Linked DNA regions of Mus musculus: region 1 is linked to region 2. The links are chromatin loops, found by intact Hi-C in ENCODE. Cell type or tissue: heart. All regions are shown on one strand. Links, peaks and the distances in the headings refer to the core of each region. The heading gives the core; the rest is flanking DNA. Region 1 holds the start of Stim1 (stromal interaction molecule 1). Region 2 holds the start of Trim21 (tripartite motif-containing 21).

Evidence for each region. Peaks named below come from ENCODE experiments on the same cell type or tissue, not always from the same donor. Only the 100,000 strongest peaks of a DNase experiment are listed, where the experiment ranks them.
Region 1: it touches region 2 in a loop (4-fold over the local background); 2 of 42 quality-filtered maps call a loop at or near these places.

The regions. Positions count from the first base shown.
Region 1 is chr7:102,256,127-102,271,547 of GRCm38, reverse strand. Stim1 (stromal interaction molecule 1) reads right to left here and starts at 3,729. Exons shown (of 12, transcript NM_009287.5): 1 at 2,995-3,729. The coding sequence starts at 3,133. In heart, for the core only: a CTCF peak has its summit at 4,353; DNase peaks (open chromatin) are centred at 3,637, 4,287 and 4,747; H3K4me3 peaks cover 2,439 bases; H3K27ac peaks cover 1,421 bases; H3K27me3 peaks cover 1,873 bases.
Region 2 is chr7:102,559,857-102,575,488 of GRCm38, reverse strand. Trim21 (tripartite motif-containing 21) reads left to right here and starts at 10,007. Exons shown (of 8, transcript NM_009277.4): 1 at 10,007-10,100; 2 at 11,149-11,217; 3 at 11,364-11,795; 4 at 12,128-12,223; 5 at 13,471-13,701; 6 at 14,874-14,896; 7 at 15,421-15,521. The coding sequence starts at 11,400. It also overlaps the pseudogene Gm5339 and a transcript of Olfr550 not described here. In heart, for the core only: a CTCF peak has its summit at 9,068; a DNase peak (open chromatin) is centred at 9,958; H3K4me3 peaks cover 961 bases; H3K27ac peaks cover 669 bases.

The sequences.
Region 1 (15,421 bases), core at 1-8,000, 300 kb after region 2:
TTCTCTATGTATTCCTAACAGCCTAAAACTTACTGTGTAGACCAGGCTGGTTTAGAACTCACATAAATCCACCTGCCTCTACCTCTGCCTCTTGAGTGTCGGGACAATAATCATGTGCCATCATACCTGGCCACCATAAGACTTTTAGCAAAATCCTTAGAATCAAATCTTATGACAGATAACAGGTTGGAGGGAGGGGCGATTCTTTTATCAACGCCTCTCCAGGAGGAAAAAAAAAAAAAAGCACTCCTTTTCTTGGATCTCAGACACAAAGTCACCAGGGCCTACCTAACTGCCAAGAGGAGAGCAACATTTTCTAGGCCCCACCTAGCACTCCTTTAACAGGACAGGACCTGAGAAGATGGAAGAAGTCCAGGACTTAAGATCAGAACACCTGTTTCAAATACAAAGCAAAGAACCTAGTCCTACTCTCTCAGTCCCTCAGTCTCCCTCTCTCTCTTTCTATTTTTCAGTGTGTGTGTGTGTGTGTGTGTGTGTGTGTGTACATGTGCACGATGTGTATTTGTGAGCACATGTGCCATGATGTACATATGGAGATCAAAGGACAACTTTATGGGATCAATTCTCCCATTACTTGGTCCCAGGGATTGAGCCAAGGTCATCAGATATACACAGGCAGACCCTTTCCTTGCTGAGCCATCTTGATAGCCCAAAGCATTTATTCACATGTAAAAATAAGGATGTATTATCTTTCGCTGCATTTTAATAGGGTTATTTTGAGGCTTTGCAGAGTAAGCCATGTAACTGTAAAATATAAACTGTGCAGAGCACACAAATTTACCAATTATGTTGAATCTTGCTGAGAAAATGGTAGCTAAGACAGGTATGGTGTCTTGTGGCCTGTAGTCCATCCCTTGAGTAGTGGAGGCAGAAAGATCAAGACCTCAAGACCAGCTTCAGCTACTTTTTAAGTTTAAGGCCAACCTAGGCTACTAAGTCTAAAGAAAGAGAAAGACAGGGAGAGTCAGAGGGATAGAGGAGAGGGAGGGAAGAAGAAAGAACAGTATAGAAGGGGTAGCTTTAACAGCAAGTAAAACTCATGTGTTCTGTGGACACAGAGGACTTGGAAAGACTCTGCACAAATCCTGGCTATAGCAACAGTTTCACTCCAAACCCTTTGCAGAATCTAGGGTAGAAGCCACTTCTTTGAAGAAGAAAGAAAAGTCCCTGCCTGAGCCAAAGTTCCATAGTGACCCAAGTAGACAAGCTACCAAAACAATACAGGTAGGAAGGACACCCACATTCCCACAAAAACGATAGGCATTCCTAACACATAGAGTCCCTGAGACTTTCCTCCCTGGAATATAATTACTACAACGATGGAAGCCAATTTCTGAACTAAGAGGAAATAAAGATGAAAAGAGAGGCCTTTATGGCGTAATCTAAACAGTCAGTCCTCAAAGATAGGACGTTTGAGGAATGTCTCCACAGACTCATCCTGAGGGATTCCTGAGGAATGCTGGAATGCTTCTCTACCTTAGGCAAAACACACACACACACACGACCTACAGTCAACTTCCTAAAGGCTTGCTAATGCCTAAAACTCGAAGCTGCATTCTTTTAGTTTAGATCTGACATACCAAACAGCTCTCAGAAAGATTGATTTTATGTCATACACACATATTCTGAAGTGAAAACAAGAGGATAAATGATCAATTATAAACCAGGATGTCTGTCACTGGGACTGCAGAAAGACTACTCAGGGTTACTTCACAGTTCAACCAATTTTTCCATTCATAGCCCAATGGGGGGAAACAAATTTAAGCTAAGTTTCAGAGGCCTAGGAGATTTCCTATGGAGATGCAGGAATGACCAATCCTAAAAGCAACAGCCCTAACTCCATGCTTGTATAAGGGACAGTCCTGGCCTCACCTACAAATCAGCCCTTGAAACACCTAAAATTTCAGACAACCAAGTCAAAAAAGCTGAAAGAGGGCAGCCCAAGAAAAAGTCTACCACTAATGCAATCCATAAAAGACTTCACCGCCATATTTTATATTCTTTCCCTGCTTGTATCAGCAGATACCCACTGAGACATCCCCTCTCTGAACTTGCCTATCCTCAAACACCCTAACTAGTCTTCTGTCCCCAACCCTTCAGGCTACAGTCTGGGGCAGATTGTAGTGACAGGGTGTGAAAAACAGAAAAAGAGAACTGGTGAGCTTCTAAACTTTGTGTAAATTAATTGTATTTTTTTTAAAGGTTCCTTTCTACTGCAAAAGTATTGGCCAGAGCTACTACTGCTAAACAAAGCTCTGTAAGTATACAGGGAAAATAAGGACAGATTAAAAATAATAACATGGAATCCTTACTCTCATCAGTCAGAAGAAACGGATTAAGTCAACAAGTGGTCCCAGGATTTTTTATTACCGAGAAGTCAAGAAAGGGCCATTTAAGTCCCTAGTGGTAAACAGGATTCCATCTAAGGACTTGCTTTGATATTTCACATGGGCACAAGCAAAAGACAGATTTCCTAAGGGAAAGGAGGGACTACGGTGGTTCTCACGGTGGTTAGAACAGAAAGGCACACCTGAACACCAAGCTGTAGAAAAACAGACCCAGCCCTGCCCTGATCTTCCCTGCCCATCCCGAGTGGCCTCAACCCACCATTGCCACACACCCCCTTATACCTCAAGTGATAAAACTGGCTAAAAGGAATTTTAACATCTGAGAAGGCTACTCTTCCAGACAAGAAGTCCTGAATGGGGCCTCAACCTTACTGATCTAAAAAGTCAAGGTGTCCCCATGAGGCTTCTCACTACCTTCCGGAGGAGGGATAAGGAAAGTTGCTCTGGGGAAATACTAACATTAGGCATGACTACTACACGAAAGAACTTCTTGGACTACTGAGACTACACAGTGTTATGGTGTATCTCACATGTGCGGAGATTCCAACGTGCCCACTTCGGGCCACTCAGTCTTGAGTCAATCAAGCCCCCAGCCCAGTCCAGCCCGCCGCAAGGCCTTCTTTACCTGCTTCGGTAGACTCTTCAGAAGTCGCCCCGGAGCTAGCTCCTGTATTCTTTTCACTGTGACTATGGCTGAGACTCTGGCCCTGATGCAGAAGGAGCCCCCAAAGAAGCCACAGGGCAAGACGGGCGCACACATCCATGACGGTAGGTCTCAGTCAACATGCGCCTGCTGTAGACACCTTTGGATCCCAGAAGCAAATCCCAGAGTCAGGGAGTGCAGCCGACGGTTCCAAAGCAAGATGCCCTCGCGGCGCCGCAGCTGTCCAGCCACCTGCGGGCTTACCTCCTCCGATAAGCGAAGGTCAAGTGCCCCAAGTTTGGACGCAGAAGGATCGGAGTCTCCGGTCCAACTGTAGGTCCGCCGGGGCTGCGGCGGCGGCCTGAGCTCTATCTGCTTCCGGAGAGTTTGAGCAGGGTGGCTGCGGGGCCGCTGTCAGCTCCGCAGCCTGCTGCACCCCTGCGGGAGGAGGCGGGCAGAATCTCCCGCCCGCACTGAGGTGGGGGAGGGAGAGAAGAGAGGAGAGAAGGGGGGCACCTGACCTCGCCCCGAGAAACAGCGGTGAGCCTCAGCAGCTAGGGCTTCGGCGTGCGACCTACAGGCCCCAGCAGACACGGATGTCTCCGGGATCCTAAGACTCCTAGGCCGAGGTCAGCGCCCCCGCCGGGTCCGGTACCTCTGCGGCTCCTGGTGCCCCGGTGCAGCAGGCGGACGCGCACGGGCCAGGCCCGGGACAGCGGCTCCCGGGAGGGCGGGAGGGCGGGAGGGCGGCACGGGGCGGGCCCGAAGTGGGCGGGGGCGTGCTCTACCGCCGGCCCGCCCCGCGCCGCCCGGCCCCCAGCGAAGCCCGGGCCCGCCCCAGAGCCGGCTTATCCCGGAATAACCTGTTGGAGAGCGCCCGCCAGAGCCCCCCGCAACTGGCGGGGTCTCTTGGGGACCCTGCCTGCGCTGGTGGTCGTCAGGACCGCGGCCCCGCGACAAGGATGGGGCCTCGGCCTCTGCCGTGCGCACCCCAGCCTCCAGCTCTAACGCCCGCCCGCAGGCGGGCCCCTGACACGCAGTTGCTCAGGTAACTCAGGCCTGCGGCGGCGGTGACAGCTACTGCCCTGTCCGGATCTCCGGGCCGCAGCGCTGCTCTCCGGACTCCACTGTAAAGTCAGGTTGGACAGAAACTCCGCACTAGGATGACAAACCTGGAGCCGCCTGGGGTGACTATGGTCCTGCTAGGTTTGGCCAAGGGGCGCGCTCCCAGCCCCCAACTCCCGACTCCCAGGCTCCGCCCTTTCGACGCGCCTCGCAGCCAATCGGCTTCCGCCTCTCAATAACCCGCGCCTCCGGTCTCCCGTACGCAGCGGTCCCTGGTGGCCACATCTAAGTACTGCAAAAGGACTAGTTCCTAGGTGGCCCTGACCCTTTCTAGAGGGTTACTGAAGGGAAGGGAAGCCCCTAGTCAAGCCCTTTAGAGGCTACAAGTGTTTAAAGAAGAAATTGTTCCAAAAAGCAGAATGAAATGCCCATCCCACTGTAGGTAAAACGTCACCTGTACGTAGCCTAACAGGTCTATCTGCTTTCCTAACACCCTGCCCGTCCCTGATCTACATCCTATGCCCTTGTGTAGCTCTTGCAACCCACCTCTCAGGCCCCACCCTCTTGAGGTTTGTGGGGTAAAGCCCGTGATGGTTCCTCCCATCTCATTCTCCTATCTCTCTGATTCCGTTAGAGGAGATGGTAGCGACTTGAGAATAAGTGCCCCAAAAACAGAGAACCCCGCCCAGGCTTCCTTTAGCAAAGCCTATACTTCCTGTTCTCTTCTCAAGCGTACTGTCAGCAGATCTTTACCGAAACCTCCGTGCCCTACCCCTGTCCTTGGCACCGGAGGCAGGAGACTGGATTAGGCCCAGTCCCTCTTCTGACAGTGATAAACCAGCTCCTGTTATGAGTGAGCCCTTTGAAGACCAGAACACGGATTTGCCCAACAGCTGCCTGGCTTAAGGGTTAGGCTGTTGATATAAAAATACATGTCAGACGTCATCTACTATCACTCTCTCCACTCTGTTAATCTCCCATCACACTGGCCTTTTTTTTTTTTCTTGTGGTGTGTGTGTGTACACTTTTACAATATCAAACCCAGAACCTCAGACACGATAAACAAGCACTCTATTCGCCACGCTAAACATGGACCTTCAGGAAGTTCCCAAACACATCAAACAGGCTTCAGAGCATTTGTGTCTGTTGTTTCTTCTACCGAAAACCTTCCTCACCCTACTTCCCCACCCGCTCCCCACCAATAAACTTAACCTCTTGTTATTCTAGATATTGTTGAATAACTCCTTAGAAGGTTCAACCTAAGGCTGACAATATGGTTTAGTGGGTAAAGAAGCTCACCACAAGCCGGGCGCGGTGGCGCATGCCTTTGATCCCAGCACTCGGGAGGCAGAGGCAGGCAGATTTCTGAGTTCGAGGCCAGCCTGGTCTACAGAGTGAGTTCCAGGACAGCCAGGGCTACACAGAGAAACCCTGTCTCAAAGAAAGGCAGACAGAAAGACAGGAAGGAGGGAGGGAGGGAGCAAGGAAAGAAGGAAGGAGGGAGGGAGCAAGGAAAGAAGGAAGGAGGGAGGGAGCAAGGAAAGAAGGAAGGAGGGAGGGAGGGAAGGAAGCTACTATCTGTATCACCTTCAAAGCCAGTCTACAGAGTTAGGCCCTAAATATAGCCACTCCTCCCACTATCGTGTGGTTGTGAGTTTTCAGAGGTCTCTGAGATGTACACCTGCACATCATAAATACTTAGTGAAAAGCTTACTGGTAAATGTTAGTTCATTTGATCACACAAATATCTATTGAATGACAGCCATATGCTGGAAAATTGGCCAAAACAAAAGGCGAACCCCTGACCTAGATTCTATCAGACCTATGTTCTGAGCCAGCTCTCAAACTCAAGTCACAAAATGAACAAGTAGGCAATGATGTGACTAAGTCTTAGGTAGGAGTGATAGGGGTGGGGACTACAGACTGGAAATCAATCGGGCAGAAAGGTGGACACAGCATCAACAGATTGTGGCCAAAAAAGGATAGAGACCTTTTAGGATTCAGACCCAGGACAAACAGCTGAGGTGAATGTTTAACATACCAAAGTGGACCTGGCCTCCAGGTTCTCCCGGTATCCCTCAGTGCCTACCTGACATAAGACTCCCTGTACCCAGGGGCTGGGCTTCCCCTCCCCTGAGTGCTCTTTCCTATTAAGTGCAGACATTTTAGTCTCTCTTGCTCTCCTTCTCACTCCCTATCCCTGCATTTTCTCTCTCCCTGCATATGAATGCTCTTCCTCTTACCCCCCTTCTCTGTCCCCCTCCCCTAGGTGACTTCCCTGGCCTCGTTCCATGGGACCAGTGAACCCACCTGAGAGTGGCTTCCCATTAAACCTGCTTTGATATACTTAAATTTGACTTGAATAGGCTCATTTCACTGGCAGAGAATAACGTATCAAGGAGTTGGAGAAATGGCTCAGTAGCTAAGAGTGCATGAGCTCTTTCAGAGGACCCACATCAGGTCTGCCATAACCACCTGAATGTCCAGCTCCAGGGGGATCCAGTGCCCTACACACACACACACACACACACACACACACACACACCCTGCATACACACACACACACAACTAAAAATAATCTCAGAGAACTGGGAGGGCTAAGTTACAGCTGAGAGGAACAGGGCTTGCCTCCCATGCCAAGGCCCTGGCTTCAATTCTGAGCACGGCGAAAAGTAATTAATTTTTTAAAAATTGGCATTTGTACAACACAGAAAAACTTAGAGTAGAAAAGGGATAGAAATATAGCTTATGAGTATTTGCCTTGCAAGCACAAGGCTCTAGGTTTGGTACCAATGCCCCCATCCCCTTCCCCCACAAACACAGTAAGTAGGTTTTGTTGGGCATTGTAAGTCATGCCATTTAAGAAGTTGAACCAGGGGCTGGAGACATGGATCAGCAGTTAGGAGCACTAACTGTGCTTCCAAAGGACCTGAATTCAATTCCCAACACAATATGGCAGCTCACAACTCTAACTCCAAGACCTAACACCCTCACACAGACATAAATGTAGACAAAACACTAATGCACATAAAAAATAAAAGTCGGGGGCCTGGAGTGATGGCTCAGTGGCTAAGAGCACTGACTGCTTTTCCGGAGATCATGAGTTCATTCCTGGGCAACCACATGGTGGATCACAGCAATCTGTAATGGGATCTGATGTCCTCCTCTGGTGTGTCTAAAGACAGCGACAGTGTGCTCATATACATAAAATAAATAATTCTTAAAATTAAATAAATAAATAAATAAATAAATAAAAGTGGTTGTTTGCCTATCCATGTCACGATTACGAGGTGTGGCCTTGTTGGAAGAAATTTATCACCCTGGGGTGGCCTTTGAGGGGCTTATGCTCAGGCTCTGCCTAATATAGAAGAGAGTCTCCTCCTGGCTGTCTGAGGAAGAGTCTCCTGCTTGCCTTCAGATCAAGATCTACAACACCATGTCTGCCTGGAATGCTGCCATGCTTCCCGACATGATGATAATAGATGATCTGTAACTTACTCTGAAACTGTTAGCCAGCCCCAATTAAATGTTTTCCTTTATAAGAGTTTCCATAGTCGGTGGGGCAGTGGTGGCACACGCCTTTAATCCCAGCACTTGGGAGGCAGAGGCAGGTGGATTTCTGAGTTCGAGGCCAGCTTGGTCTACAAAGTGAGTTCTAGGACAGCCAGGGCTACACAGAAAAACCCTGTCTCAAAAAACCAAAAGGAAAAAAAAAAAAAAAAAAGGAGTGCCATAGTCATGGTATCTCTTCATAACAATGGAAACCCTAAGGCACTGAACCCTAAATTCAATGCCAGGCCTAGCTACTCAGTGAGTTCTAGGCCATCTGGTACAGAGGTAGAGCCTGTCTCAATTAATGTCTGCATGAGTGTAATCCTAGCAACCTGCCAGCCCCTTTGGAGGCTGAAGCAGAAAGATCAGGAGTTTGAGATCAGCCTGGGCCACATAGTGGAACCTGTCTCAGAAAGAAAAAGAGGTCATACATAATCCATCACTGGGGCGGTAGAAGCAGAAGAATGAGGAGTTCAAGGCCGGCCTCAGCAACACAGTGAATTTGAGGCTAGCCTGAACTATATGTATCAAAATCTTAAAAGAAAAAGAAAAAGAAACTTTAAGAGGAAATCATGAATGCAGTCCCCTGCTACCATAACTTGAGTTTCCATATCTGGGAAAGCAGGTAAGTGCTACTACTGCTACTATGACTGCTATTGTACATGTGTGTGCCTCTGTGTGTGCACGCCCAGATGCACGCAAGTACTCACAGAGGTCACAAGAGGGCATCAGACTCCCTGGAGCTGGAGTTCCAGTAGTTTTTTGAGCCACCTGATGTGGATGCTAAGAATTCAGACCCTCTTAACCAAAGAGGAGGTGGTGTGTGCTAACCACTGAGCCATCTCTCCAGCTCCAATGTCTTTAAGTATTGTGAAAATAACTTGTGCTTCATGTTCTTCTTGTGTTCCTTTACATGCAACTAACTTTAAAGCCCAGCTATGGATCCTTAGTGTAAGCACGAGGATCTGGTGTGTTAGTGTGCCTGTAACAGTGCTGCTAGGGACGTTAAAAACAAGTGGATTCCTGGGACTCATTAAGCCAGCCAAACTAGCATATTTGGCAAGCTCCTGGCTAATGAGAGACCTTGTCTCAATGAACAAAACAAACAAGCAAACAAACAAAACCCACAGTGGATGACTCCTGAAGAATGACACCCAAATCTGATTTCTGATCTACAAACACATACATACACACACACACACACACACACACACATACACATGCACACACACACACACACACACACACATATACACATGCACACACACACACGCACACACACACACACACTCGCGCAAGGCGAGGGATAAAATATGTAATGCAGTGGTACAGCACATGCTTTGCTTGTGTGACACTTGACTTTGATACTCAGTATCAGGAAAATCAACCTTGTATAGGCAATTTAAAATACACCTATAGCCTGTGTTAACCACTCTGGCCTTGTTTATCACATCAGCCTAAGCCACTCCAGTTTTGTTAAGAAGTCAAGCATGAAAGAGCAAAGAAATGCATCTTGGACAAAGTTTCTCTTAAAAAATAACTAGATCACTTTTCTTAACTGCCCCATGATCTCTACAGGAGTGTAAGTGCACCAGCTTGACACAGAAAGTTTTGGTCTCAATGGGTCTGGTGGAGCAAGCCTGTAAGCCCAGCTCTTGGGAGTTTGGGAAATGAGATCAGTTGTTCAAGGCCTGTCCTGACCTCAAAGGCGTGGTGGTTCAAAACCAGCCATGACAACTTAGCCCATGTCTCAAAATAAAAAGTAAAGGTCTGGAGAGATGTATGAGGGCGCTTGACTCTTGCAAAAACTGGAGATGATCTCTGCACATGCGTGTGGTGTACATTCATACACACATACATGTAAGTTTTTAAAAATTAAAAAGGAAATAGTAGTGGGGCTGGGGAGATGGCTCAGTGGTTAGAAGCACTCACTTATCTTCTGAAGGTCCTGAGTTCAATTCCCAGGACGCACATGGCAGCTCATAGCTGTCTGAAGCCGTCTTTTGTGTGGATGTACATGCAGACATAGTAGCCATATACATAAGATACATTTAAAGAAAAGTAAAATGAGGACTAGGAATGTAACTCAGTTGTAAAGTGTCCAGCTAGTATATGAGGTCATGAGTTCAATTCCATAGATAGATAGATAGATAGATAGATAGATAGATAGATAGATAGATAGAGAATTGAACTCAAAACCTCACACATACTACATCATGTGTGTGTGAACACGTATACATACATATATATATATATACATATACATATCCACATATATACATACATAGCCTTGGTCTTAGAGGCAAGAAACCAGGGTCAGTCACTTACCAATTTACACTTCAGTTGAATTAATTTCTCAAAACCATTTACATTTTCCTGTGAGGCTGAAATGTTGTCTAGGGGCCTAGAGAGATGGAAAGATGGCTCAGAGGTTAAAGGCACTTGTTGCTCTTGCAAAAGATCAGGGTTCAATTCCCAGCAACCAAAGGGGTCTGCAACCCTATAGGTGGAACAACAAACAATATGAACTAACCAATACCCCCAGAGCTAATGTCTCCAGCCTCATATGTAGCAGAAGATGGCCTAGTCAGCCATCATTGGGAAGAGAGGACCCTAGGTCTTTCAAACTTTATATGCCCCAGTACAGGGGAACGGCAGGGCCAAGAAGTGGGAGTGGGTGGGTAGGGGAGCAGGGTGGGGGAGGGTATAGAGAACTTTCGAGATAGCATTTGAAATGTAAATAAAGAAAATATCTAATAAAATAAAATAAAAAATAAAAAAAAATCTCAGCAACCGCATGGTACTTCACAACTATCTGTAATTCTAATTTCATGAACTCTAATGCCCTCTTCTGATCTCCATGGTCACCAAGCACACATAGAATTCACAGACATACATGCAGGCAAAACACACATAAGATAAAGTGAATAAATTTCATAAAATGTTTTAGGGCTGAAGAGATGGATCAGTGGTTGGGAGCACTGGCTGCTCTTCCAGAGGACCTGGGTTCAATTCCCAGCACCTACACAGCAGCCCCTAACTGTCTGTAACTCCAGTTCCAGGAGATATGACTTGCTCACACCGATGCTCATAAAATCAAATTAATTTTTAAAACCTAAAACTAGGGGCTGGGTGCATAGCTCAGCTGGTAGAGCTTGCTTAGCATTCATGAAGCTGTGGGCTCAGCCTTCACCTCATAAACCACACAAGGTATGCAGCTGCAATCCTAGCTCTCAGGGTGGGGGCAGGAGGGGTAGGAAGGACAAAGTCAAGTTTAACTAGGTAGTGAGTTTGAGGCCAGCCTCAACTACAAAAAAAAAAAAAAAAAAAAAAAAAGTCAAGAAAAATAAAAACAAAACAAATAACCTTTAAGTACATGTACCAGATGATTTTTTAAAATAAAAACTTAACTGCCAACTGTGTGTACATCCAAAATAAAAGCAAGGTCTGAAAGAAATAGTTGTACACCCATGTTTGCAGTCGTGTCATTTAAGACAACTACAAAGTGGAAATAACACAAGTATCCACGGATAGATGAGGGGATACACAAAGTGCAGCACTGCTGGGCAACCTTAAAGAAAATAAAGGAGTGAAGTGCAGGCCGGCGGATAAAGGGAGCTTGCTTGGTGCTCGCTGCCAAGCCTGATAAACTGAGTTCAATCCCCAGACTCCACATGGTGGAAGGAGGGAACCGACTCACACGAGTTGTTCTCTGACCTCCTCATGACCATGACACACACACACACACACACACACACACACACACACACACAAAGAAATTTTACACATCCTACATGGCTAGAACTTTGAAACAATGTTAGTAAAAACCAACCACAAAAGAAAAAAAAAGAAAAAAAAAGGCCATGATTCCATGTCTATAGTTTCCTAGAGTCATCAAATCCCCAGAAACAGAAAAGACAAAAGTAGTTGAGTAGTTGCTAAAACTAGCAGAAGAGGGGATATGAGTTGTTTAAGCATGTTTCAGTTTTGCAAGAGGAAGAGTGTGGCAATTAGTTGTGCCACTGTGTAGACGTATAAACTGTACAGTTTATGGCTAAACTGTACAGTTAAGAAAGATGAAGAGGTTGAGGGTGAAGGGAGAGCACTTGCCTAGCAAGCACAAAGCCCTGGGTTCAATCCCCAGCACCACAAACCCCGGTGCCATGGCGTCCATCCATGGTCATGGCTACAGAAAGAGCTGAGGCAGGAGGATTGCTTGAGCCCAGGATTTTGAGACCAGCCTAGGACGCATAATGAGGCCCACATCTCAAAATAAAATTAAAGATTAAGATTTTATGTTGTGGTATTTTTGTTTTGTCTTGTTTTACTTTGCTTTTTCTCTGTGTAGCCCTGAAACTTGCACTCTAGACTAGACTGGCCTTGAACTCAGAGGTCTGCCTGCCTCTGCCTCCCCAGTGCTAGGATTAAAGGCATGGGCCATCATGCCCGGTATGTTATGATTTTTGTAATTACTGTAATTATTTTAATCCTGAATTTAGATTTCTCCAAATGCTTTGAGGTCTCCAAAGATTGCAGTGTTTATTTGGTTGTTCTCAGAATACAGTCACATAACAGAAACATAGTTTGGTGTAGGGTAGAGAACCTGGATTTAAATTTTCATATTATGGGTTTTTTTTTTTTAATGGGTAAGGTTTTTTGTTTGTTTTGTTTTGGTTTGGTTTGATTTTTTTTTTTTTTTCAAGACAGGGTTTTTCTGTGTAGCCCTGGCTGTTCTGGAACTCACTCTGTAGACCAGGCTGGCCTCGAACTCAGAAATCCACCTGCCTCTGCCTCCCAAGTGCTGGGATTGGTAAGGTTTTTTAGATAGCATACAAAACAGTGACTTTAAACACCATTTTCATGTAGAAATATCATGCTTTGTTCTTAATTAGCCACCACCCTCCTTCCCCAGCCTCTTGCCCACGGCTGGTTGGCTGGTCTGGCTGCTCCACGCCTTCCTCCACGTGGCACATCTGCTCTCCTGTGATATATATTCAGTCATTCTCTCCCATCCTCCAGCTTCCCTCCTCCTCCACTCTCTGGCCCCTTTGTGCTTTCATGTCTTCAGTACATATGTATGTATATGTATAAAACTAAATCTAGATTGCATATGAGAGTGAATATACAATACTTGCCTTTCTGGGTCTGGCTTGTTTAGCTTAGTATGATGATTTCATTTCACCCATTATCCTGAAAATGTCCAGAAGAAAACTCTTTTCTTCTTTACAGTGGATACAATTCCATTGTATATATGTCCAAAAAGGTTTATGACGTCAGGTGGTGATACTCATGTAATATCATCACCTTAGAGATGTGAACAAAGGAGGAGCAGAAGCTCAAACCATTCTCGGCCACAGAGCCATTCAGAAGGCCTGTCTGGGCTATCTGAAATCCTGTCTCAATATAGAAAGAAAAGGCATCTGGGTAGATCAAGTTCACTGGGAGAGGCACTTGCCTGGCATGTATTCCCAACAGTGTGGATTGCACCCACCACACACACACACACACACACACACACACACACACACACACACACACACACACACCCTTCAGATCTGCTTAGAAAGGTTTAGCAATCCTTGTCTGGAATGCTTTAGTAGTGGCGCCCCCTGGCGTCCAAAATAAAGACTACATGTTCGAGCTGTGTAGCTTGGCTTCACCAAATAGAATCATCTCCCCTTCCAGAATTACTTCCTGAATCTTTTTTTTTTTTTTAAGAGTTATTTATTTTATGTATGCGAATACACTGTTTTCTATCTTCAGACACACCAGAAGAGGGCATCGGATCCCATTACAGATGGTTGTGAGGCACCATGTAGTTGCTAGGAATTGAACTGAGGACCTCTGGAAGAGCAGCCAGTGCTCTTAATCGCTGAGCCGTCTCTCCAGCCCGAATCTTTTTTTTTTTCTTTTAAGATTTTATCTGCTTATATATGTGTATGCATGTATTTCTCTGTGTGTGCCACATGTATGTGGACACCTGCAGAAGCAAAAAAAGACCATCAGATCCCTGGAGCTGTATTACAGGAGGTCGTGAGCCACCCAATGTGCATGCTAAGAACTGAACCCTGGTCCTATTCAAGACTAGTAAATGCTCTTAACCACTGAGACATTTCTCCAGCCTCTGAATATTTTTCTTAAAAAATACATTGTATAAGTGTGTGTGTGTGTGTGTGTGTGTGTGTGTACGTGTGTGTGTGTGTGTGTGTGTGTGTGTGTGTGTGTGTGTGTGTGTGTGTGTACTATCCCAGAGGAGCCATGGTATACCTGTGAAGGTCAGAAAACAACTTTTGAGATTCAGTTCTCTCCTCAAACTCAGGGTGATATGCCTGTCTCTGCCTTTAAGCCCCAATTCCTTCATTGCCTTTTTTTAGATTTACACACACACACATATATACGTGTGTGTATATGTGTGTGTGTGTGTGTGTGTGTGTGTGTGTGTGTGTGTTCTGCTTGTCTAAATGTGTGTACACTGACTTCATACCTGGTCCTGTCCATAAGGAATGAGATCTCCTGGAACTGGAGTTAGTTACATGGTTGTGAGGTGCCATGTGTGTTCTGGGAACAGAACTCCGGTCCTCTGGGAGAGCAAGACAGTAGGTCCTAACCACTGAGCAACCTCTCCAGCCACCCAACCCCCTTCTTGACTCTCCCTGTCAATCCTCACTCTTTTATTCAGCATCTACTCACAGTAGCCACTTCCACCCTCGCAGAGCTTGGAATTTAGGGAGAATGTACAGACATATGTGAAGAGATAGTTTATAACTTGGTACTGTCTTGAGAGGGAGCTGTACAAGAATAGATGAGGTGTAGAAAAAGTAATTACTTTCCTAGAAGCAGTCAAGGAGGCTAGACAGAGGCACAGTTTGGGAGGGCAAGAGGCAAGAGGGCAGCTTCAGACTGCCTCAAATCATACCTGAGCTCTGGCGTGTGACTTCTAAGCAAGTCAGTCAATCTCCCTGGCCTTAAACTCTCCCTCTGGCCTTAGTTTTTCCTCTGGAAAAGGAAAGGTTCTATAAAGCTCAAGTAAGTTAAATCTGTATGGTAACTCATACCTGAAATCTCAGTACTTGAAAGGCTGAGTCAGCAGAATTGCCATCATTTCAAGGCCAACCCGTATTACAGAGTGAATTCCAGGCCAGTCTGGTCTTAGAATAAGACTCCATCTCAAGAAAAAAAAAAAAAAAAAAGTAAATGATTTAATGTGTGTAAAGCGATCAGGACAGTGTCTAGCATAATATGCTCAATAAATACTGACTTTATCAGGAATATCAGAGCCATTAAAGAATTACACCAATGCTGGGCAGTTTTGGTGTACACCTTTAATCCCAGCATCTGGGAGGAGAATCGGGTAGATCTCTCTGAGTTTGGGGCCAATCTGATCTACAGAGCTCATTCCAAGACAGCCAGGATTATACAGAGAAGCCCTGTGTCAACAAACAAACAAACAAACATCATAGAATTACACCAAGATCAGTTATATACGTTAGGTGTTACAATGCACACCAACATTCCAGGCACTCAGAAGGTAGAGGCAGAAGAATAAGGAGTTCAAGATCAACCTTAGCTCCAGAATAAATAGGAGGCTAACCTTGGGAAACATGAAACTCAGCCTCAAAAACAAAACAACAAAATGAACTAAAGTTATAGGCATCAAAACATTCTGATGATAACGCTGAGAATAGATCAAAAAGGTAGGAGCTAGACAGGTGAGGTAGTCAAAGAGACATACACGGAAAACCCAGCTCACCTTGTTAATTTAATTTAATTATTGTTTGTGTGTATGAGTGTT
Region 2 (15,632 bases), core at 5,085-13,084:
TCCACAAAGTGAATATATCTATGTAACCAAATATTGAAGGCCAGCAAGATGGCTCAGAGGGGAAAGGTGCTTGCTGGACAAGCCTGACGACCTGAGTTTACTCCCCAGAGCCCAAGTAAAGGTGGAAGAGAAAAATAATCTCCACAGAGTTATCCTCTGATATCTTCAGTTGTGCCATAGCATGCTCTGTATGTGTATGTGTCTTTTTGTCTGACTATCTCTCTCTGTCTCTGTCTCTCTGTCTCTCTCTATGTATCTCTGTCTCTGTCTCTCTCTCTCACACACACACACACACACACACATACACACACATATATTACATTTTTAAATAAGAAACTAAATAGTTTCAGAATCTCCAAGTCCTATGACCCCTTCAGTAATTCCCATCCTCCCACTATCCTGATTTTTGACACCAAAGATGAATGTTATAAATCTTGGAACTTTATGTAATTGTGCTCCTACAGTATGCACCTGTCTGTGTAATTTTTTTGTCTATGACATATCCACACTGCTGCATGTGCTTGCAGTTTTCTCGTTCTCTTTGCTGGATGGCTTTTCCACTGTGAGCATAAACAATGACATGTATCTGACACACAGTGCTTCCCTCACCTTGTCACTTCATCTTCTTGTTCAGTGAAAGTCTGGGAACCTCAGAGTTCAGGAAACCCATAGAAAAGAAGGCAGAAGGAGTATAGGAGCCAAAGGGCATGGAGGACACTAGGAAAACAAGGCCATCTAAATCAACTGAGAAAAGCTCATATGAACCCCCAGACTTTAGCAGCAAGCACGGGGCCTGCACAGTCTGCGCCTGGTCCCTTTCACTCTAGGACTTTATGAGACTCCTGAATGTGTGAACAAGTGGGTCTCTGACTTTTGTGCCTGCTCTTGTAGCCTTTTTCCTTCTGTTGGTTTGCCTTGTCCAACTTCAAGGTGATGGTTTTCGTTTTATCTTATGATATTTTATTTTGTTATTAAAAACCATATGCTATAATAAAATTCAATAAATTGCTTTGTAAACATCAGGTTATTCGTTTTGCTTTGAATTTCCATCAATGCCATATTTTAGGTTACACTAAATTTCAATGAAGATGAGCCTTTAAAAGCTTCTTTTTAATAAGAAAGAAAGTTTGAGAACACTCTTAAGTAATGAAAACCCAGACATATAAACCCTTAGACAGTGTAAAAACTCCCATCATTCTCTCTTTTGCCCTTGGTTCTCGTTCCCTTTCTCTCTCTCTCTCTCTGTCTCTAGCACATCTTGTTGGAGAAGTGTCAGAGTAAAGAGAATAAAGAAGGGCTCATATAGCAGGCACCATTTTGCCTGTCTGAATCCTACAGTCTCCCCACTGAGTGCATGCCTGTGTGCTCTGCCTAAGATGCTCTGTCCCGCAAGTCAAACCATTCATGGAAATATTCATGCACTATACATAAATATGAGCAGCTCCCCAGATCCCTTGCCAAAGCAGCCATGTTCCTAGAGGAATAAATAAAACAGATAATGATATATGGATAGAAGGCTGGGTAGATAGGTAGAAAACCAATGACAGAGTCAATTCTGGAGACGGGAAAAAATAAATTATATTCTCTGCCCTTCTACCATTTTACTTATCCAGGGTCGAGAAGATCATGAATAGCCTAAAGTCTATTTTATTTTGTTAATCAAAGAAGTCTTAAAAAAGAAGCAGTCTATCCCCAGTAGCTTAACTATAAGTTTTTGAAAAGAAATGGCCCAGCTTAAAGAAAGTTGGAGACCCCAAGAAGGTTTCTATGGCAACCAAGCATCACTCACCAACACTCTCAAGGGAATGTGAGGATTTAAGCCTCTGGCTTTGCCAGCTGGGTCCTAGGGCCAAAAGGAAGACACAGAAAAAAATAGGCTGTAACACTGAATCCTAAGCCTAGCAGAGTCTGGGATGAGCCAAGAATCCAGTTTTCCTCAAGTCATGATATTGATGAGTCTTAGCTAACATTAAGACAAAACGTACACTGTTCAGAGATAAGCTTGGCATAAACTGTCTCTGCCAGGTACCTGTGACAAGGGAGTCACAGACAGCATGCAGGGTCTGGAAAGAACAACACTCTTCCACCTCCTCTGCTTCTGGGCTGGCTGAGCTTTTACTAAGTGGTAGAGAGGGTGAGGAGGTGACCCGCTCTACATCTCCTCCCCTACACCCCTTCAGGCTGGGACCCTCATTGTCTGTGGCTGAGAACTGATTACAGACTCAGATCTGATGCTGTCAGTGGAGGTGCAATGCGGGCCAGTGAAAGGATGGAAACTGCATTTGTTTATTAACTCATGATCTATATAGGAAAAATCTAGTTTTTAAATAAATCAGACCCTTCTATATTTTTTATTCTGACTTATATGAAGTCTCTTTAAATGTTTTAAACAGTTGACCTTCAAATTCTCACCATATAGGTGTTGTCTTTGCTAAAACAACTAAAATTTTATATTTAACTCGTGAGGTTAAAGTCTAGAATAGAATAGGTCCAGAATGTATCTAATATTAAGGTGTTATAGATACAGACACATAAATTATAGAGAGGAAAGAAGGAAATAAGAAAGGAAGGAAGTAGAGATGGAGAGTGGAAAGAGAGACAGACTGACACAAAAGCCTCTTGTGTAATTCATAAGCAGCTATAACTATCTCACAGTCAGCGCACTGGGCTCTTCCCTCCTGTATTAACACAGATAAATCTAAGGACATCTGAGCTCTCTGCAAATGTCATCTCCCTTTCACTTCCTTGAGTGTCTTTGGTAATATGGATGATATGTACTTTCTATTAAAAGCATACATTTCACAGTGGCGTGTCAGAGGTTGGAACATGTTAGTATATAACATATATTACATTCTAGGCAGGCAACATAGGATTCTAAGTGCACACTCGAGGGGCTGAAGAATTGGCTGAGTGATTAAGAACACTCATTACCCAATCCACATGACTGATCACAACCTTTTGAGAGTACATTCAGTGTACATACACACAGGCAAGCAAAACACTCATACACAAAACGTAAGTGTTAATGTGACCAGTCATCACATGGCTGACAGCCTCCTCAGACAGAATTAGCTTAGTTGAAAAAGGCCTGTCAGATGCCCTGCTCAGACTTGTCAGAAATTGACATTTAAATGGAAGTTTAGTCAAGTAGCTGAACCTAAGACTGAGGCAGATTCTATGTTGTCACTATCTTTGCCCCACAACAGGCTGAAGAACACCTATCAGATTCTGACTGGTCCTGAAGCAGTCACTGCAGGGAGTCCTGAGGAACCACCCACACACCTATAGCTTTTCCCAGATTTAAGCAGGTAGTTGAAAATTGAAGAACATGGTTTCCCTTCATCCCGAGTCCCTCATCTTTTCATGATGGTCCTTGGTTCCAATCACCTAACAAAGTCAGATTTAAAGAAGGCCTCATGGAACTGAACCCCATATGTTATAAAAGGAAAGATTGGGAAAGGCCTTCCATTCAGTCACTATCATGTCTCAGGCTGACTGACTCAGAGGGAAGGTGGCTGCCCTAGATGGATTTCGTTCTGCTCAGCATCAGAAATGATGATGCAGGCAGATGGAGCAAGGCCCTGGTACCCACTGCCCTCAGTCCAGACATAACACCTCATCGGTTCACTCACCACAGCTCCAGAGCCTGTGTCTCCTCTCATCTGTTCCTGTGTTCGTAAGAAGCATCTCTTGTTCTGCCCATGAAGTCCAGCACTTTATAATCTTCCTGTTAGAAGTAGAGACATAACAGGTCTGCTGGGAACCAGATGCAAAGCCAAGAGATTTACGCAGCTGGCCTCGCTGGGGTCCCTGAGCTCTTGGTCAGGCAGCTCTGAGACTTGGTGGGAAGTATCGGGCAAATGCTTCCGTACCTGCTGATTTCTTGCAGGAGGATGCTCAGATACCTCATATGGAGTTGCTATTTTTCCAGAAGACCCAACCCCATGAATTACAGTGACAGATCGAAGCAAGCGGATAACTAAAGACTGAGGCACACTCTGTCCTTCTGGCGAAGGGACGTTGAAGAACGCCTACACACAGAAAGCATCGGCACAGAGTCTTGCTGAATTCTGCCAAAAAGGAAACAGAGTAGCCAGAAACAAACATCAGTGCTTTAGCCCTGGGAAAGTTGCAAGAGAGGAGGAAAAGGGGTTCTCCACTTAACCCCAAGGTGCTGCTTAGGAAATGACAGTGTTTGAAAGTGAATGTACATCATGAAGCAAACTTTCTCTCCGTAATGCCCTTGGAGATTGTCTGCCAAGCATGAGGTAGTGGAAAACTTCAAGGATATTTATTTCTAGATCTGTCATCAAATATGTGATTAAAACAAGGTGACTTCCGTGATGTTTGGTCTTTATTTGTATCTTATAGGTGATGCTTGGATCATAATTATTCATAGGAACGTTAATTACTATGATTAAATTGGGATGTATGGGACTAGGAGACAGTGTTCTTCCAGAGGACCAGAGTTTTGTTCTCAGCACTCACATCTGGCAGCACAACTGCCTAATAACTTCAGCTTCGAGGCATCCAACATCCTCTTCTGGTTTCCATGGGTACTTGCCCACGCAAACACGCAGGCATGTATACACACCACAAATAAAATAAATCTTGGGTTTTTTCTCAACACTCAATAATCTTGTTTCTTTCAGAGATCTTTACTTTATAAAATGACTTTCCACACTTTCTTTTAAAATGCAAACTTTGTGTGATTTTTTTCTTGTTTATTGTTTGAGAATTTCCTACATGCATATACTATGTTTGATCAACTACATACCCCATTCCCTTTCCTTCAATTCTTCCCTATTCCCTCAAAGTTTTTCCAGCCAAATTCATGAGCTTAAAGAAAAAACTAAAAACCACTGAGGCTTTTAAAACTTAAATAAATTAGAATGTATGAAGCTCTTAGGAAAGGACTTATAAACTTTATACACACACACACCTTTGAATTACCCACAAGAAGTTAAGCGCTGTCTTTGGTGGCCTGTCAAGCCTCCTCTGTAACAGCATATCACATTAACCTCCCCCTACTCCATGGTTGTAGAGGACTTTTAATACGCTTTGTATTTTAGACTTTATCAAACTAATTCAAAAAAAGAGGTGCTTCACCAGCTCTCCAGGTCTACCTCAAGCCAGCCGGTTGACAACTGAAGATAATCTCAGACTCCTTGGACTCTTGCTTATGTCATTTTGATCCATTACGGAGTCTTGAGATTTGGCTGGTCCCTTGGTCCTATGGAGGCTTGATGACCTAGTGTAGGGAAATGCTACTGCGCTGAGGCAGGGGTGGGTGGGCAGGTGGGGGAGCCCCCTCATAGTGGCAGGGGGAGGGGATAAGGGGTTGTGGAGGGGAAACTGGAAAGGGGACAACATTTGAAATGTCAATAAATACAATAACCACTAAAAAATTTTTTAAATTGAAAAAAATATTTTTCAAAAAGGATTATGCCAATATTCCCTACCCTATATAAGCAATTAAATACTTCTTGGGGGTGGGGTCTCTTAAGCATTAGCTAAAGTCATTCTGCATGCTGATAGAAAAATAAAGACTTTCTCCTGAAAAAAAAAATGATTGGCAATGGTCTGCCCGCCCCCAAGTTGCGCACACTCCACCCCTCTCTGAGAGCTGTGCAGTGGCATCCTGGTACAGTCCTCAGTGCTGACACTGCAGAAAGATGGCTGAAGACGTGGTGGTGGTGGTGGTGGTGGTGGTGGTGGTGGTGGTGGTGGTGGTAGTGGTGGTGGTGGTGGCCAAATTTGATTATGTGGCACAGCAGGAACAAGAGCTGGATATCAAGAAGAATGAGAGATTATGGCTCCTGGGTGACTCTAAATCCTGGTGATGAGTTGGAAATTCCATGAATAAAACCGGTTTTGTCCCTTCTAACTATGTGGAAAGAGAAATTAGTGCTCAGAAAGCATCTATTGTTAAAAACCTGAAGGACACCTTAAGTCACAGGGATTGGGTGTGGGAAGTTTCAGTGTTACAGAACACACCAGGAAGCTCACAGAAAATGATCCCGGAGCTGTGTCAACAAACTTTGAAAAGAGAACACAGAATTTTTACTCAAAATGAATTGGTTAAATAACTTTAAAGATTTTTTTCAGCATTGGGGAAGTGAAAAGAAAACCCGGTGTTCTAGATACTGCATCTCCTGCTGATGATAGCTTTGTTGATCCAGGAGAATGTCTCTATGACCTTAACATGCCTGCTTTTGTGAAATTTAACTACATGGCTGAGAGAGAGGATGAATTGCATTGATAAAAGGGACCAAGGTGGTCGTAATGGTGAAATGCAGTGATGGATGATGGCATGGCAACTACAACAAACAAACTGGATGGTTTCCTTCAAACTATGTAACTGAAGAAGGTGACAGTCCTTTGGGTGATCATGTAGGTTCTCTTTCAGAGAAATTAGCAGCAGTTGTCAATAACCTAAATATGGGTCAAGTATTGAATGCTGTACAGGCTCTTTACCCATTTAGCTCATCCAATGATGAAGAACTCAGTTTTGAGAACGGCGATGTAATGGATGTTATTGAAAAGCCGGAAAATGACCCAGAGTGGTGGAAATGCAGGAAAATCAATGGCATGGTTGGCCTGATGCCAAAAAACTATGTTACCATTGTTCAGAATAATCCATTAACCTCAGGTTTGGAACCATCGCCTCCACAATGTGATGACATTAGGCCTTCACTCTCTTGGAAGTCTGCTGGCAATCCTTGGTATTATGGCAAAGTCACCAGGCATCAGGCAGAGATGGTATTAAATGAAAGAGGGCATGAAGGAGACATCCTCATTTGTGACAGTGAGTCTTCGCCAAATGATTTCTCAGGATCACTAAAAACACAAGGGGAAAACAAACATTTTAAAGTCCAGCTGAAAGAGACTGTTTACTGCATTGGGCAGCAGAAATTCAGCACCATGGAGGAACTTGTAGAACATTACAAACAGGCACCGATCTTTACAATGAACAAGGAGAAAAATTATATCTTGTCCAGCGTTTGTCTTGATAGTGCTCGTCAGCAGTGACTGCTACACAACTTTAACTCGTCATGTAACTGGAGACTGAGAAAGTGCTGGGCCAATTGCACTTGCTTGGAAAGTGCTGTTTCTAACTATATGAGAATTGACTATAATCCGTGAGTACTTTTGTGATAACTCAGACCATACGTATATACTACATATGCAGTGCATCTCTAGAGAAGAGTTCTTTATTCTTGGTCTTCTGTCTTACTGTTTTCTTTGCTGTTTTTCTCTTTCCTTCCGACAATGAAGGTTTTGTATTCTGAAATGAATAATTTGGTTTAAAATCTTTATATGGAAGAATTCTTTTATTGCTGTTTCTTTATTTCCTTGTAAAGATAGCCTGTTCTCTCATAGTTCCTCTTCACATAAAATTATACCTATATGGCATATGATAAAGGACATTTCTTGTAAAGTGTTCATCTTTTCTGTGACTAAATAGCAGTAATAAACATAAAATAAGAAATTTTTTAAAAAGATTTGAGTTTCCCTTCACTTCCTGTGGGAAGTGAAAGGAGGAAGTAGGTGGCTCCTGGAGGAAGTAGAAGTGCTGCCATAAATAACATATATAATAAATCATGTAATATGCTATATCATCATATATTATATTGCTTTTAGCCTGTTTTTTACTGTTTCTAAGAAAAATCTGAGCAGTTTTCTGGTGAATTTTTTACATTATTTACATTAAATATTATTTATGTTAAATAAATCAAATTTTTCTAACAAAATAAGTAATATTCCAGCATATCTGTTTTCTCTCCTACATTGTATCTACCAAGCATCACCATTTTTAACTTTGCTCCATTAAGCTCTTTCCAAAGCATTACCTGTAACCAGTAACTGTTTTATATATAATTCCTAGTAATGAGGTTATGGAAACCATCATCTTGAGTGTGCATCATCAGAACAGGTGGTCAGTAAAACTGGGCCATGACTTGTTGAGAGTGGAGGTGTGGCACCAAATTGAAAATCTCATCTATGTCTGTGTCTTAGTGAAATTAATAGATCGAGATAATGATGACGACGATGGTGATGATGATATGACAGTAACAAGAAGTGAAGCTATGGATTAGGATCCTTATTTTTAAAAAAGAAAGAAAGAAAAAGAAAGGATACAAAGAGAAGGCCTTGTCTTTGAGGAAAAGAGCAAGTCTGGAAAGACCAGTCTGCTGCTGCCTTACTTCCCATCCTCCACAACTATAAAAAAGAAAGGTATGTTTTTTTTAATGAATTACTCGATCTGTGATATTTTATTATAGGGATCAACAAAGGCTTTAACCATGAGAGTAAAGGGCTATAATTCTGATACATTGTTAAAACCAGCAAGTGGTCAGCCCTCCGTCATCCTTTTTGGTTTGGTTTGGTTTTTCTTGGTTTTTCGAGACAGGGTTTCTCTGTATAGCCCTGGCTGTCCTGGAACTCACTTTGTAGACCAGGCTAGCCTCGAACTCAGAAATCCGCCTGCCTCTGCCTCCGGAGTGCTGGGATTAAAGGCGTGCGCCACCACACCCGTCATCCTTTCTTGTCCCTCTCCCACACCCGTTGGTCCTTTCTTGTTTCCAACTGGTCCTCCTTCTGCTTCCATATTTTTGGGGGCTTCTTAAGTCACTAAATTAGAAATAAGTAGAAGAAGCTTTTCCTGTCCTGGACAAAATGTACTTGCATATCACCAGGGACAACTTGGGTTGCCAATACACACTCAAGTTAGTAGAGAATATGATTAAAACCCAAAGTATAAACATCTCACTTCACCAACACACTAATAATGTGCTAGACAATAATATCAATAGCATTAATTCTTCCCAAATAAAGACTTGGGTCATTTTGTCAGGGAGAGGGAAGTTTGAAATATCAAAGTACTATCTGTGAGTGAAGGGAGTTTGGGTCTTCAGTAGGTGGGGTCTTCAAACAATTACCAAGGTGGGAGCTGAGGCAGCTCTGAGTACAATATGTTAGTAGTCCTGTGTGCACATTATAGAGTATATATCAGCACACCCCTAGGGTGTGCATTAATCTCTCTATCCAGTGTGTAAACTGAAACAGAGCATCCTCTGGTGGTGAATAGCAAAATAGACATTGACTCTACCCTCTGCCTTATTTTGGGACCCAAGTTCTTTGCCTGCAGGAAATAGCAGCAGACCTTCCGTGGTAGAAGCAGAGTCGTTTTCTGATGTTTATAGATGTCTTCGTCCTTTCGGATGCTTGACTCTTTTTCATTCTGCTTTCTAGGACTGTTGTGCTCCAGGAACCAAGCCCCAGTACAACAGCACAATCTAGACAGTAGATGTTGCCTGGCGGCCTTTCACTAAGAGAGATCTCTTAAACAGGACTAGAAATTTCAAATCACAGAATGGTTTTGTTTCCTAAATATAATAAATAGCGAGGAAAATTCCACTGCTGTTTTTAGCGCAAGTTATAATACAATATCAATTGTCCATAAGTCTTAACTCCCTTCACTGGTACAACACATACCTTGACATCATAAAGAATAAATTTCTAGCCCCAAACTATTTGAAAAGAGCAAAATCACACAACAGAGTGGTGGGAAATGGGTATACTTCAAGTACTCTGTACAATTAATATATACTAATAAAAAACAGTGACGGTGGCGGGATCAGTCTTGGGGGAAGCTATCCATCCCTGTAGGAAACAGATGGTGACTCCTCCCTCTCCCATTCAGACCTCTTCTCTCAGAAGCTCCCAGGTAAGAAGAAAAGACCAGTGTCAAAGATCGATATCCTGTAGATTACATTCTGTTAAAGGGGACAAGGGGGCCTTAGAGAGACCCAGGAGGACAGGTACTGAGTTTTTTCCCTGCCTGTGGCCAGGAGTCAGTTTCTTGCACCTCTGACCTCTCTCCTCCCACTCTCTGCCCTGTCTCTGCCCAGTCTCCGCCCAGCCTCCGCCTTCTCTGCCTCTAACCTCCTCTTGCCACTCAACTCCTCACTCCTCCCCTTGCTCCTCCCTCTTCCTGCTAGACCTGCCTCTGAGAGGAAACTGAAAGTGAAATTTGGACTGCAGGCTTGCAAAAGCGAAGCTGGGAGCACATAACTAAAGCTGAGGACCCTGGTTAGGTGAGTGAGACTGGGACCCCTGGCCGGCCTAGGTGGGCTCTTTATCCCCACACCAGATTCAAGGAGCCTCTTCCCATCAGCACCCCACACTCGGGAATTTGCGAACCCACCTGCTGCTTCTTTTCATCAGAGTTGTCTTGTCCTAGCCCTGCAGAGCTGCCCATGCTGGCCTGTGGAAGCTGGGCTCTGAAAGTGACTTTCCTAGTGCCCTGGACTAGCTGAGACGACAGTCCTAGCAAGGGCAGGAGAAGCAGGGTGGTGACCTAGGCCAGAGGGGAGCTCAGGGAAACCCTTACCCCTTGAAGATCCCTGCTTGAGGAGAGTGCTATCCATGTAGAAATTTCTGTGGATTTAAGATACTCCACACCCTAAAGGAAGTTGAGACTAGGTTTGGAGCAGCTTAGAGAAGAGCCCAGGGAGTGCTCCCCAAAAATGTTCACCGGTGAGCACACCTGCATGTTATGTACATAGACATTTATAGAGGGGAACATATGGGCACGCCTACATTGATGCATTTGTGCACAAGTATAGTTTGCATATAAAAACATCAATATATGTGTACATACATATATAAAAACATGCATATACACACATGCAACTCTTATAACTGGGCCATATACTCTTAGACAATGTACTCCGGATAATGAATGACATCTTACATGAACCTGAGTGGGGTCGCTAATGACACACCTAGGCTGCATTGTGTTGCCTATTGCACAACCACCATATGTGCAGCCTGTCATATTTGACAAAATGTCTACTATGATGTATAGCTGCATAAACCTTGACTCCTAATGCCTGACCCCTGTGGTTTCTGCCAAGATTAATGAAGACTAGTATGAGCTAACTCTGGTTGGAATATGGAGGGTCTGTGGTGATATGGTAAATGGTCGTTACTGCCATGACTGACGTCTCTGGGCAGTAGAGGCATAAGATGACAGAAAGGAAATGGGAGACGCCTAGACAGTGAGGGTTAAGCAGGGATGGGTGTGGTGACGGTGGAGCTGTTAGCAGCGTTACCCCCACCAGTTTTCTCTGTCTCTTCTAGAAACTCGGTTTCCCCTTCTGCCTGGCTTGCTCAGTGGGTGAGGCCGGAGGAGAGGCTCCTGTCATTCAGGTTGGTGCTTTTGCCTTCTGCCTTTCCCTCCTGTGTCATCGCTTGTCCACCTTGGCATTATTTGGGGGAGTTTGGGGTTTGCCTTGCTTTTGCTTTTGTCCTACAAACTCTCATTTTTATCTCTTCGCCCCTCTGCATCTCTCAAGATTCCACGGCAGATATCACCCTCTACAACCTCAAAAATGTCTCTGGAAAAGATGTGGGAGGAGGTCACCTGTTCTATCTGCCTGGATCCCATGGTGGAGCCTATGAGTATCGAATGTGGCCATTGCTTTTGCAAGGAATGCATTTTTGAAGTTGGGAAGAATGGGGGCAGTTCATGTCCCGAGTGCCGGCAACAGTTTCTGCTCCGAAACCTCAGGCCCAATAGACATATAGCCAACATGGTGGAAAACCTTAAACAGATAGCCCAGAATACCAAGAAGAGTACCCAGGAAACGCACTGCATGAAGCATGGAGAGAAGCTTCACCTATTCTGTGAGGAAGATGGGCAGGCCCTTTGCTGGGTGTGTGCCCAGTCTGGGAAACACCGGGACCACACCAGGGTCCCTATTGAAGAGGCTGCTAAGGTATACCAGGTAAGGCCTTAGCACAGACTAAAGAACATAGCCACTTTGTCCCCCAGAATGGTGGCTGAGAAGTTGGGGGATGAAGGGATAATTTCTCCCTTCATTGAGAGGAGCTTGTGTATGGAATACAACTTTATTTCTCAGCAGCAGAGGCAAAGCCATGGGAAAGGAGTCATGCATCGTGCTTCCTCGTGGCTCCCGGGTACATTAGAAATGCAGTGGCCCAGATCCCGTTACCCATTGGTGTAACTCTGTTTTTGTTAAGACATACTAGATTTCTTCCATAGTCTTTCCATCTGCCTCCTCCAACCTGGGGACTAACCTGCCATCTTTTTCTACAGGAGAAGATCCACGTGGCTTTAGAAAAACTGAGAAAGGGGAAAGAGTTGGCCGAGAAGATGGAAATGGATCTCACGATGCAAAGAACAGACTGGAAGGCAAGAGCTGTAGGCTGGGCTGTGTCCCAGGTCTTGACCTCAAGCAAGCCTTAACCATGACTGTGCCTATCCAAGGGGCGGTAGAGTTATTATATAGGTCACTCTCCAAGACCCATCCACACACTGTGACTCCAGATAGAGAGGAATTGAAAGAAAGGAAGGAAGAGAGGAGAAGGAAAGAGAGAAGGAAAGGAAGGAGGGAGGGATAGAAGAGAGTCAGGGATGAAGGGAGGCAGAAGGGAGGGAGGGAAGAGGAAAGAAGGAAGCTTAAAATCAGATGGGATTTTCCCCAATCTGGCACAAATATCAAGAATTTCTGGAGAAAGTTTAAGGTTTCGTCATTCCTTCTGACCCTGTCTCAGGGAACAGCATAGTCAACATTAGTTTCTTGGGTCTGTGATAGGAAGTCCACCTGACCTGGTGGCTGCTTGATGGTGAGCAAGTTATTAGTCCAAAGCCTGCTAGGGACCTAAAGCCTGTCACAGTGAGAATTTGCTGGTAGAAAATGAAATGCATCTGAAACTGGGTAGGAATGAGAGGCTCACAGCCAATCACAGACCCCAAATGAGTAGCAAAAACTTGACCCTCCCAAGATGGCAAAGACTGTTTTCCTGGGACCACTGCTTTCCACCCAGGGTATCAATGGGTATGGGAACAGGTCTTATGCTCTACAACTTGCTGAGATAGTAAGACAGAGGAACTCACATGGGCGTTAGTAGCTTTTGGAAGAAAGGTTGAGAAAATATCTGGTGCCGGAAGCATGCGTAGGTGGGGGGGGGGGGGGTCTAGGGGACAGACACCACCCAAGCTTAGGAAATTTTTATGGGAAAACTCTTGATGGTCCCCAATGAAGGAGCTAGAGAAAGTACCCAAGGAGTTGAAGGGGTTTGCAGCCCCATAGGAAGAACAACAATATGAACAAACCAATACACCCAGAGCTCCCAGGGACTAAACCACCAACCAAAAAGTACCCATGGCTCCAGCAGCATATGTAGCAGAGGATGGCCTTGTTGGATATCAATGAGAGGAGAGGCCCTTGGTCCTGTGAAGGCACTATGCCCCGATCTAGGGGAATGACAGGGTCAGGAAGCAGGAGTGGGTGGGTTGGTGATCAGGGGGAGGGGGGATAGGATGAGGGGTTTTTGGAGGGGAAACCAGAAAGGGGGGATAACAATTGAAAAGTAAATTAAGAAAATATCTAATAAAAAGAAAAAAGAAAACCTCTTGTCTTCCCCTTGCCACCACAGAGGAACATTGACACCCAGAAGTCGAGGATTCACGCAGAGTTCGCACTTCAGAATAGCTTGCTGGCTCAGGAGGAGCAGAGGCAGCTGCAGAGGCTGGAGAAGGATCAAAGGGAGTACCTGAGACTCCTGGGGAAGAAGGAGGCTGAGCTGGCTGAGAAGAACCAGGCCCTGCAGGAGCTGATCTCAGAGCTGGAGAGGAGGATTCGTGGTTCAGAGCTGGAGCTACTGCAGGTGCGACCCCTGCGCAGGCACAAGGAGTACCTTGGGAAAAGCCTGCGCTATATGGAACGGCTCTTAAAAAATGTGCTTGTTGTGTTTCTGTAAACTACCTACATTATCTTTAATGTGCTCTCGTTCTGCAGGTAGTCTCACTCTTTTCCCAAAATAAACTTAAAATAATTTTTTTCCGAAGCATAGGAACTAAAATAATCATGTATTCGTACTACTATTCTTTTTTCTAATTTTTCCCATAATGATGATAGCTCAGGTTCCTAAAGGGCACACTAGTGGCCTGCCAGGCTCAGGTTAGTACCGCTGCAATCTCACTCCATGGAAGAGAAAATGTTAATGGAATTAGTGGGAGATTCCCGTTAACTTACATCAGTTTATCTAAGTAGTAAGAGGCAGAAATTAAGATGACAGATTGTGTTTTAGAGTCAGTTCATACTCTAAAGTTGCATCCATTGCATCCACCCTTGGTATATTAGCCTGGTGTTGGGACACTCTAGGTTTCTTTTCTCATACCTGTGTCACTGTCTCAGTCAGATGCATACAGACATTTCTTTCTGCTTTGTATAGAAAAACTGATTGTATTGGTTTGACTTGGCAGGCTTCCTCTTGCCTGTCACTGAACTGAGCTTCCTGGTGCCTTTTTAAGGAGCCTAGGAGGCTGCCAGTTCAAATGTTATGGCTGTCACTGCCTGAGAATGAATAGTCTCACTTGAACTCACTCTAAATAGTGAAGAGGATTAGCCACAGCACAGGACAAAGCTTTTAACCAACTAGCCATTCCTCCACAAACAGTTCAAGCCCAAAAATAGCAGGGAACCTCTCTGGACATCTACCTAAGCCATTCTCTGCCTGAAGCTACCTCCCGGCTTCAGTCGGGTTCTGTTGTTTATCTTCCTCTTCTACTGGCTCCATGGCCAGCCCCGCTCCTCCAAGAACCCAGCCCTTGTAAGTCTCTTTCTCTGTCAGTCTTTAAATCCCTGGTCATGGCTAAAGGCCATAACCACGTTGGCTTCCTAGATATTCTGTGAGCCATCACATGCCATTTCTGGTAACGGTTTGTCAGAGTTATCTTTGGGGCCTTACCCAAGGGCGATGTCACATGGCCCCAGGAATGGCATCTCAGTGGTCAGTCAGAAACTCCAGAGTTGACTGTCTGTCTCTTCTCTCCTCAGGAGGTGAGGATCATCCTGGAAAGGTAAGGAAAGGGACCAGGAAGCATGTGTGCATAGAAACCTGGTCCACTCTAAGACGTTCTCTGCTTTCAAATGGCTAATGAACATATCAAATGATGAATTGCCCGATGAATATCAATCATCTTTGTACATTAAAAGTCTCCCACCAGAAAGTGGTAATCTGAGTCTGCTAGAACTCTCCTACGGAAAGACATTCATAAGTAATGAGTAAAACCGACAGCATGGCCAAGAGTCCTCCAAGTTCTTCACAGAAGTCATTCCACCTGTTAGATGGTTTGCTGTAAAATTAAATAAAATCCACAAGGCCATGACTTTGGGCTCTGGAAAGAGATGGAGATTTATTTGAGATTCCTAGAACTTGGAACTCCTAGATAGGAACTTTTTTTTCCTTTCCTGTGGACATTGAATGCATGTGTATTTGTATATTGGTATTGAGTTTAATTATTGAGCCGTCCATGAAGGAGAGCACTGGGGCCTAAGGTAGAAGATAGGAGCAGGAAGTAAGATTCTCAAACTCTTTCCCTAGGAGTGGATCCTGGAACCTGGACACGTTAGATATTGACGCCCCAGACCTAACAAGCACATGCCCTGTGCCAGGGCGGAAGAAGATGCTGAGGACATGTTGGGGTAAGGCGACATCTAGGAATTGTGGGCTAGACAGAAAGGGATAATGAGAGTGTGGAGTGGACAGTCATGAGGAACCCAGGGTGGTAATGTGTGGAAGAGGTGGCAAGTGGT